Regions from separate parts of the Mus musculus genome. Here region 1 is linked to region 2. A link is a loop called in an ENCODE intact Hi-C map of the cell type or tissue named here. Cell type or tissue: gastrocnemius. All regions are shown on one strand. Links, peaks and the distances in the headings refer to the core of each region. The heading gives the core; the rest is flanking DNA.

Region 1 (5,379 bases), core at 194-5,193, 690 kb before region 2:
CTGGGAAAGAACACAAGAACTCTCAAAGGCTCACTGGCCAGCCAGCCGAGATGAACTGGTAAGAACCAGGCCATTGAGAGACCCTCAAAACAAACAAGGTGAACTACTTGAGGACAAAACCGGAGACTGACCTCTGGCCTCTGAACCCTGGCCTCTACATACATGTACATGCACACACAAATAAAACAAACAACAAGACAACTCATTATTTCATACAAGTACCTTACGAAATGAGTTGGCTGCAGCTTCAATATAAGCACCTTGCCTTAAGTCCTAGCTGGTATGAGGCTGAGTAAGAACTGGGTAAGAACCCGAACCCTGAAGTCAATGCTCTTCTTAGCAGACTCCCCTCACCAGCAACAGTGAGCACAGCTCTCTGCCTTCTCACAGTGAGCAAAACGGTGTTGCAGAATGGAAATACTTCTGTATACGCAGGAACACACACATACACACACACACACACACACGCACATACACACACACACACGCACATATACACACATGCATGCAAACATACAAACACACACATGCACGCACACATACATACATATATATGCATGCACACACACATACATACACACATGCATGAAACACACACATATACATACATACATACATGTGAATGTACACACACACACATACACACACCTTCACCCTCCATCAGTGTCAAGCTTTCTTGACATTAGCAGAGTGGAGTTATATCCTGTTTCAGTGCCATTACTGTCAGTTATAAGCTGAGCAAGGCCAGGAGGCATCCTAGATCCTCTCTTCAGTCGTCAGTACCATTGTGCATCCAGGGCTAACTACAGATGCCCGACAAGCCTCTCTTTGTTCCTCCTCTCAGCCAGCACCCACACGCTTGGGCCACCTTACCAGGCTTGCTGGAGGCGGCTCAGGTAGTGCACAGCTCACTGTCTGGTGTGATGACTCAGTCACTCTTGGCAGCATCTGGTTTGTTCTGGTGAGAATCTCAAAACCTTTCTCCAAGAATGAGGGTGCGCAACGATGAATAGAGCTTCTAGCCACAGCGGGGAAACCTGGAGATCCAATCTCAGACCGGGCTGTAGCTTTCCAGACTTTACATGTAACTGAGCTTCTTGCATGCTGTTCTAGAGGGGCTTTGCCAACCCAACTGATGGATTCTGGATTTTAGGCAACCAGGGATACGATTGCAGCTCCAGGTAATTTGGCCGTCTGCCCTTGGAATCCTAGGGCAATCACGGGCACGGTGCTTGTTCCTTGCCGTCGCCCAATCCCATCCCAGGCCATCCCATCCTAGGCTTGTGCCTTTTAATTCTCAATCTTCTTTTGTTCCAGGTGCTGAGGCTCAGAACAATGAATCTATAGTTTAAACCTTCACCGGGCTCAGCTCTCAGCAAAGTGACAGACACAGAGACTGAGCAGTTGGAACCTGGTCAAAGGGAGTGGGTCACCATGGCTTTGTCTTGGCCCTGCATTCCCCTACCTCTGTCTGCTGGGTCCTGGGAGACAATGCACCCTCTCCACCATTCTACTCTGCCTTTCCTGGGTCCGAGGACAATAATGACCGGGAACTGAAATCCCCACGTCCAGCATCTCAAACCACTCTTCCTTCCTCTTGCTCACCTCGGGCATCCTGACTCAGTGGTAGAATGCTGACGTACGCAGGTGTGACCACAGACAGAGCGACCTCAGTTTGGGAATGAGTGAGGATCAAAAACTCATCTAAGCTATTAACAGTAACTTTCTGTCTCCTTCATGAAGTTTTGGGGAATCTATTCTTCATAAAGCAGTAAAAAGAAAATCAGATGCACAAGAACAAAATATACAGATTCTGTACTTAATCAGGGTAAGAATCGGTCAGCCAAACGTATTCCCGACACTAATCACAACCAGGGATTCCAGGGGTCTCTCTGTTCCATCCAAGCATAATGAAAAATGGGACGTATTACTCAAGTGGAACGTTCGTCCCCAAGTACCAAGCACACGCCTTTCATTCAGCTGCACGGACTGAATTTATTTCCACAATGAGGAAACCTTACAATATGAACTTCCAGTATCCTCGGGGGCGGGGGGGGGGGGAGCTAGTAGACTTGGCTCTCTCATACTTTCCTAAATGTGCCTCAGTAGCCAGGGAGACGCAGATGGTTCCAAATAATATCCAACCGACCCTTGACTCAGTCAATCTTGGTTGACAGTCCTCTAGTTCCAGCGAAGTGGCTGAACTCTCTGTGCCTAAAGGAGTGACAGGGACCTATCAGCCCTTTTATCCTCCCAACTTGGGAATTAAAAGGGAAAATGAAGGTGAGAAAGATACCCTGGCACCAGTCCCACACTAGGGCAGTCTGGCCTGACCATGCCATTCTCCTCCTGCAGAGGGCACTGTGGAGTGAGTCTTCTGGAGGAGGGCTGTTGAATCCTTGTTATCACACAACTGGAGAATGCAAGCCCAGCTCTGTCCAATGTGGAGGTGACATATCTCAGGCTCACTGTCACTTGTAAAAACTAACAGACCCATGGGACAAAGCTATGAAGTGAGGGGGACATGGGGTAAGAAGAGGACCAGAGCCGTTTCTGGAAAGAGGGTGAGGAGATTAGGTGGGGGAGTCACCTCTGCTGGAGGAACTCCTTGACAAGCCATGTGGGCCAGCTGCTCAGACCCCAGGGAACGGCCACTACGTGACACACACGGCGGCGAGAGAAGACACAAGGAGGGAAACATAAACCACACGCTGTCGTAGGACAAGATGCTCTCTGCGAGTCAATACTTTGCAGAACTCTAGGAGGTCAGCTTCCCTGTTCAGGGTGGTAGGGTAGAATACAGACAACCTCCACATTGGCAAGATGAGGAAGCAGCCTGTAGCATCCTTCCAGACTGTTCCATCAGCTCTCCAGAGGTCAGGCAGGTCCTGTCAAGTACCTAGGTGTCTCGGTGGCAGGTCAGAGCAGCTGCTGCTCGCACAGCTGGGACTCGCCCTCAACACGTCACCGTCCTCTTCCGGCTCTTAACCACTCTCCTAGTGATGGTCCCGGCTGAGGCATACGCTTGCCCTCTCTTCTCTGCTCATCACAGGGCAGTGCCATTTGTAATTAATACTAGCCTCGCATACATGTAGCCCATTCCTCAAGAAGTCAGGAAGTCAAACCAGGCCCACTGTCTGCCTTTATAAAAGAGATACAACCACGCTTATTCATCCACAGGTTTCTATAAGAGAAAGTGCCAGGATGTGGTTGGAAGTGGCGGGCTGCTGGGATATTCCTGACTGGGGAAGGCACCCCCCACCTCTTTAAAAAAAAAAAATCAACAGGAAACAGGAAAGGCAGAAAATTGAGGCCTTTCTATGTTCTTAATAAAGCCTCAAACACAAAAATACACAATGTACCAGGCAATGCCTCCCTTTCATTGAAAACAAGATCCAATTAGGCATCCTAAATGTTTTTCAAGTGATTCCTGGCCTGGATCTGTTACATAAAACAGGGCCCCAGTGATTCAAACCTGCTGTCAATACAGAGGTGGGGAAAGAAAAATGCTAGCTATTCTGCAGCTGTCCAGCCAGCATCCTGGAGGAGCTGCTCTCTCGACAACCCCACGCACAGAAAGAAGCCTGCTTCCCAGAGTGGGAGCTAAACCAAATAAACCCGGCGGGGATCTGCTTAGGAGGAGACTCTTCAAACGGCAGCCAGGAATGCACGCGCTCCCTTGGACAACTCAGATTACACGGCCTGCCCTCGCCTTGAGTAAAACTGCGCCGAAGGTCTGTTGAATCTAGTTTTTCTCTGGGTTGCCAGTAAGTTCCCCTCTCATGGAAGTAAGTGTGTGGTTGAATGTACCGGGTGTATGAAGTGTGGGCCCTTGCAGGGTGTTTGACGGGGCACAGAAGGGACTAGGAGCAGTGTGGGTCCCTGGGACATTTAAAAATAGTTTTATGTTTTTATTAGCGTATTTTAATTATAAAATCATAATTAGTTTCATATGTATTATATACATTATGAGTATGAGTGCTTTGTCTGCATGTATGTCCATGTACCATGTGTCTGTCTACTCAACAACCCCACACACAGGAAGAAGTCTGCTTCTTTTTGTTATGTAATATTACATAATTCGTATAATATCTTATATAACATATATAATATATTATATAGAATATATGAAACTAATTATGATGTATAATATAATCATAATTTATATTATACATTATATAATTTGTATTGTATACATATAATATCTTATATAACATGTATAATATATACATATATACACATATGCATGTATATTCGTACATGCATGTATATATTCATATAATATATATATATAGATCCATTTACAGAGCTTGGAAATGCATAAATATGGATCAGGTGAAGATGTTCAGTGCCACACAGTTATCACTCTGTCTTATTCTCATAAAGTAAGGTAGGGTGTCTCATTGTGCCAGGAGCTAGGCTGGCACCAGCAAGTCCTAGCAATACTGCCTCTGCCTCCCATAACACCAGACTTTCTAGAGTATGGCCATGCCAGCTTTTTTACTTGGGTACTGGAGATTCAAACTCAGGGAGGGGCTCATGCTTGTACAGCAAGGGTCTTACCCTGAGCCATCTCCCCAGATGCTGCAACATTCACTGTCCATGCTTTCTGTTGTCCCCTCCTAGTGACCTTCTTTTTCCAAGCCCACAAGAACATGTTCCCAAGGGTGTGTGTGTGCGTGTAAATCTTCAGTTAAACTAAAGGGGTGTTTTCACGATGACGGTCATTGGAATATACTCATTTGTATATCCATTGATGGAAACACTCATTTAAAGCACATCTGCACCAGGGTACGAGGACATACGGATCAGAAGAGAGCAGGCCTCCTGGAAGTGAAAAGAGGGAGTCAGGCGTCCTAACATACTCCATTTAAAAGTCTCTCTCTTTCAGTCATGAAATGTTTTAGTCCTAAGCAGCACAGATTTTTAAAGTCCAATTGTATTTAAGTGGAATGTAAATATTTGCTCAAAGCCGTGGCTGTTTGAAAGCAGGCAGTCTTTTCCAAGCTATTCAGAAGCACACAAGGGTCACCCATCTCTCCCCGCACCCCAACACACACACTGACTCTGGGAGGGAAGAGACAGATGCATCCCTAAGATTCCAGACATAAATTCCAGGCTTATTTCTTTCCTATTTCAGAAACACTGGTCCAAAGCGCACCTCACTTTCGACAGTTTGCTGATCTTTACCTAGCGGGAGAGAACTGAGGAACTAACAGATCCCAGGGTACAATGCGAGCACCCATGGAGCTCCCGAGTGACGCCCTCCCACCCACCCACCCCCTGTCAGAATCACTTCAGTGACAGTGGAAGCTCTGTTCAGGACACCTGCCTTGATGAGACTCCTGGGGACTTCCTGGGATCTAGCCAGCCCAGGGT
Region 2 (5,379 bases), core at 74-5,073:
GTCCCAACTTGGGATCCATCTCCTGGGAGAGCACTGAGGCCTGACATTATTGATGCTATGATGTGCTTACAGACGTGAGCCTGGCACAGCTGTCCTCTGAGAAGCCCTACCAGCAGCTCACGGAGACAGAAGCAGATACTTACACCCAACCATTGGACTGAAGTTGGGGACACCTATGGTTGAGTTAGGGGAAGGAAGCTTCAGGGGAGAGCAACCCCATAGGAAGTCCAGCAGTCTCAACTGACCCAGATCCCAGGGAGCTCCAAGAGACGGAGCCGCCAACCAGGAGCATACAGGGTTGGTCCGAGGTCCCTGGCACATATATAGCAGAGGTCTGTCTGGTCTGGCCTCAGTGGGAGAGGATGAGCTTAATCCTTCAGAGACTTGAGGCGCCAAGGAAGGGGGAGGTCTGGGGTGTGTATGGCACCCTCTTGGAGGCCAGGGGTGAGTAGGAATGGGGTGAGGAACTATGGGAGGGAGGACCGAGGTGGGGGCAATGACTGGAATGCAAATAAATATAAAGTACTCTTTTTTTTTTAACTTATTTATTTATTATACATAAGTGCACTGTAGCTGTCTTCAGACACCCCAGAAGAGGGCATCAGATCTCATTACGGATGGTTATGAGCCATCATGTGGTTGCTGGGATTTGAACTCACGACCTTCAGAAGAGCAGTCGGCCCTCTTAACCGCTGAGCCATCTCTCCAGCCCCAATATAAAGTACTCTTTAGTTGATTCCTAGTACCCACCTCGCAAGCTGGGCTTGGTGGCACGCCTTTCTGACCTCAGTGCTGGGGAGGGGAGGACAGGAACATCTCTAGGACCCACTGGCCGGTCAGCCCAGCTGAATTAGAGAGCGCTGGGCCAAGAGAGAAACCCCGTGGCAAAAAACAAGGTGGAGGGCACCTAAGATAATACTGGAGACTGAACTCTGGCCTCCACACAGGGGCAGTGGGCATAAAGTTTGACTGATAGGGAGGGAAGGAGAGAGGGCGGAAGGAAGGAAGAGAGTGAGATAGATAGACAGGCAAAGAGACAGACAGACAGACAGATAAAGAAGGCATAAAGTTGGGTGGGTTGGGGGTGGTAGAGAAGCTGGAAGAAGATGGGGGAGGGGAAATATGATCATAATATATTGTATTAAAAAAAAAAAAGACTGGTTGATGGTGGCGCACGTCTTTACTCCTAGGGCTCCAGAGGCAGAAGCAGTCGGATTTTTGTGAGTTTGAGCTCAGCCTGGTCTACAGAGTGAGTTCCAGGATAATCAGGACTACATAGAGAAAACGTAGATTGAGAAACAAAACAAAAATAAAAACAAAACAAAAACAGAGAAAGAAAGGATTGAAGGAAGGAAGGAAGAAAGGAAGAAGGAAAGAGAAAATTCAAATATGTCTACCCCTGGCAGTTAGTGAGTCTGCCTGAGCCTGAGTCTGGGATAGCCATCACAAATGCATTATCCTTCAGTGACCCCTCTGCCCAGCTTCTGTCTAGTATACCCAGCTTGCTCTCAGTTTCCTGGTTCCTTCCCCAGCTCCCAGCACTGACTTCTGGTCCTCCTTCTTATTTAAGGGACATATTCAGGGACTCCCCAGGTCCTCTTTCAACTACACATTGAACAACGCGGGGGAGGGGCACTGTCAGTACAAGGGTGGGTAGAATGGGGTCTCAAGCTAACCACCCTGGCCACAGGTATGATCACGCTCCATTTAATTGCTGCCCTCTGCGTGCCCACTGGTGGCTGACATTGTGAGCTTAGCTGAGACAGGCAGACACCACACTCAGCTAGAAACTGCCAGCACCAGGGCTTACACAACTGTGTTCGGTGGCTGCCCTTTCTCCATTATGCCACAACTTCCTCTAATTAGAGCCAAGTTAATCACCAACCCACCCTCCCTTTTATTGTGTTAAATAAACTCTGACCAGCCTTTTTCGGTGTTCCAAACTTTAAGTTTACCCAATTGGCTGAAAAGTCTATGGGGTCATTGCCAAGTGCAGTGTTATTTATGATCAAGGAAATATTAATGTATGTTCTGGTAGATCAAAGGTCAGTGGAGACAGAAGTCAACCCAATACCGCAGGGCACAGGGTGCTAAGTACCAGAAGAGATAGGTTCCCTGTGAGTGCAATATCTTTGATAAATAGAAAAACACCTTTTTAAACTCGAAGGGCAAACACAAAAGGCCCCACAAACATGATCATAGGGACACACAGCTGGGCCAACAGAACTTTAAGGTGGATCCACGTGAAAGAAGTCTATTAGCGCCCTCTTGTGGGAAAGTTTAACACTGCAGGGCCACAGAGGCCATCCCTACCCAGCCCTGTTCTAAAGCGTTCAGACACACCCTGCCCCACCTTGGCACCATTACTACCCCTCCCACACCCACCCAGGGGTCGTTAACACTTTCCCTGCCCCACCCTGGCCCTACTAGGCTGGCAGGCCTCACTAGGTGGAGTCACTTTTGAAGGTTTCTGGGAAGAGAGTGACATGGAGGTCCCGGACCGAGGCGCCCTGAGATTCAGAGACACTGTGTGGCAAGCCATCTGTTGAGACAGATGTTGAGGCAGCCGGTCTCCATGGTTTGATTCCAAAGACGAGAGAACTACAAAAGCCGTGACAGCCCCCTCCGATTTGATAGGCTTTCAGCGGTGGGCAGTGCTCATGAAAGGCATGTGTTCTGCCAGAGAAGCAGCAGCAGCAGAGGTGCGGTCTGGGGCTTCCCTCAATCGCAGACGAGCAGGGAGCCTTGGCTTTTATTTTGCTTCCTGGTGTCAGCCCTCCTCTCTGCTCCATCCTAGACTAAGCGTCAACTGTATGTTGAGCAGTTTCAGCTCTGCTTGATCATGGAGATTTGTACCCCTAAACCAGGTTTCAGAGGTTTTGGAGACGCCCAGGAAGAGAACGGGACAGTTAAGACGATCAAGATGACTGTTCAGTTGCTGCAGGGAACCCCTGCGCGCTGCCAAAGCAGGCTACTTAAGGATTACAAGATTTTAGCACCATTGACTGCCATCTAGTGTTCAAATATGGTAGCGTCACATCGCTTTTACAAACCTTGTAAAAAATGTGATTGCCTTTGAGAATCCGAGCTTGCTCTTTGTTCTCACAGTGTTAGGATCCCCAAAAGTAATCAATCGATCGATCAATCAATCAATCAATCAATCAATCAATCAATCACCCAATCACCCAATTCAATTCAATTCTTACTAAAAAGAGACACAGAAACACAAATGGCACATAATCTCATGTGAATTTTACAAAAGCTAATCTTTTAACCACTGAGAGTCAAATGGGGGAAGTAACAAGGAAAGGAAATTATGACCAGTGGGTACTAAGTTACAGTTAGATAAGAGTGAGTGTTGGTGTGCCAGCACACAGTAGGGTGGTTATAGAAAATGGTAATACATTTTCAAAAATCTAAAGGAAAATTTTTTCATAAAGAAATGTTTTAGGAAATAGGTACACTTGTCCGAATTAGAGCACCATGTAAAAGATCTATATATTTGGGTGTTATATGGCATCCTATAAATATGTACAACTTTTATGGCTCAATTAAAATACAATAATAATAATAAGGTTTTTCTTACGCAGCTCTATACATGATGATGAAACTTTTGGTGGAGGTCTTAAATTTAACCTGAAACTTGGCAATGAAATTTGAGGCAGAATAACAGGACTAACCCAGCATCTTTTGTACCTGGTAGTTTGAACTGTATCATTCAAATTTTTTAAAATTTTATTTTATTTTTTATTCACTTTACATCCCACTCACTGCCCCTATCCTTCCCCCATCCCCTCTTCTCTGAGCAGGTAGGAGCCCCCCTGGGTATCCCCTCCACCCTGGCACTTCAAGTCTCTGTGAAGCTAGATGCTTCTCTTTCCACGGAGGCCAGACAAGGCAGCCCAGCTAGAAGAACATATCCCACATTCAGGCAACAGCTTTTGGGATAGCTCCACTCCAGTTGTACTGGACTCACCTGAAGACCAAGTTGCACATCTGCTACATATATGGGAGCGGGGTGGGGCAGGTCTAGGTCCAGCCCGTGTGCGTTCTTTGATTGATAGTTCAGTCTCTGAGAGCCCTAAGGGTTCAGGTTAGTTGATTCTGTTGGTCTTCCTGTGGAGTTCTATACCCGTTGGGGCATGCAATCCCTCTTCCTATTCTTCCATAAGAGTCCCCAAGCTCCATCCACTGTTTGGCAGTTGGTGTCTGCATCTGTCTGAGTAAGCTGCTGGGTGAAGCTTTTCAGAGGACAACATCAAGCAGAATAAGAGTATAAATAATAGTGTCGGGGATTGGTGCTTACCCATGGTATGGGTCTCAACTTGAGCCCTTGTTGGATGGCCATTTCCTGGAGATGCTCCCCACCTCCTCACCCCTGTAAGTTGCAGATTTCCATTCAATTTTGTGCAGGGTGATAAATATGGATCTGTTTTTACTCTTCTACATATAGACATATAGTTAGACCACCACCATTTGTTGAAGATAATTTCTTTTATCATTGTTTGGTTTTGGCTTCTTTATCAAAAAATCAAGTGTTCCTAGGTCTTGGGTTCATTTCTAGATCTTTGATTAGATTTCATTCATCAACATGTCTGTTTCTTTACCAATACCAGGAAGTTTTTAATTTCTGTTGCTCTGTAATACAGCTTGAGGTCAGGCATGGTGATTCCTCCTGAAGTTCTTTTATTGTTCAGGATTTTTTTTTCTCCATAGGAAGTTGAGACCTGCTCTTTCAAGGTCTATAAAGCATTGTGTTGGCATTTTGATGGAGATTGCATTGAATCTGTACATTGCTTTTAATAAGATGGCCATCTTCACTCCGTTAGCATGGGAGATCTTTTCATTTTCTGATATTTTCTTCAATATCTCTCTTCAGGGACTTGAAGTTCTTGTTATACAGATCTTTCACTTGATGGTTGGAGTTACACCAAGATGTTTTATATTGTACATGGCTATTGTACAAGGGTGCTGTTTTCCTAATTTCTTGCTCTGGACCCATTTATTATTTGTATAAAGGAGAACTACTGATTCCTTTGAGTTAATTTTATATCCAGACACTTTGATGAAGGTGTTTATCAGCTGTCTGAGTTTTCTGGTAGAATTTTTTTGGTTCATATATGTAACTATCATTTCATCAGCAAATAGCCATACTTTCCCCCCCACCCCCACCCCCAATTTGTATCCCCTTGATCTCCTTTAGTTGTCTTATTGTTCTGGTTAGAACTTCAGGTACACTATATTGAATACATAGGGAGAGAGTGGGCAGCTTTGTTTGGTCCTTGATTTTAGAGGAACTATTTTAATTTTTCACCGTTTAGTTTGATGTTAGCTACTGGCTTGGTGTATATTGCTTTGTTTAGGTATGTTCCACGTACC

The links. Hi-C counts contacts between places; a loop is a spot of excess contacts. Peaks named below come from ENCODE experiments on the same cell type or tissue, not always from the same donor. Only the 100,000 strongest peaks of a DNase experiment are listed, where the experiment ranks them.
Region 1: a loop joins it to region 2, with 6 times the contacts of the local background. A loop is called at or near these places in 4 of 42 quality-filtered maps.

Annotation. Positions count from the first base shown.
Region 1 is chr7:49,436,310-49,441,688 of GRCm38, reverse strand. All of the region lies in intron 6 of Nav2 (neuron navigator 2), which reads right to left. Gm51447 (a long non-coding RNA gene) reads left to right here and starts at 3,383. Exons shown (of 2, transcript XR_003946638.1): 1 at 3,383-3,734; 2 at 5,141-5,379. In gastrocnemius, for the core only: a CTCF peak has its summit at 2,344 (motif pointing right); a DNase peak (open chromatin) is centred at 2,352; H3K27ac peaks cover 465 bases.
Region 2 is chr7:48,747,009-48,752,387 of GRCm38, reverse strand. Gm45086 (a long non-coding RNA gene) reads left to right here and starts at 4,197. Exons shown (of 3, transcript XR_001778121.1): 1 at 4,197-4,380. RefSeq lists an enhancer at 1,408-3,387. In gastrocnemius, for the core only: a CTCF peak has its summit at 3,009 (motif pointing left); DNase peaks (open chromatin) are centred at 1,675, 2,316 and 2,963; H3K4me3 peaks cover 745 bases; H3K27ac peaks cover 395 bases.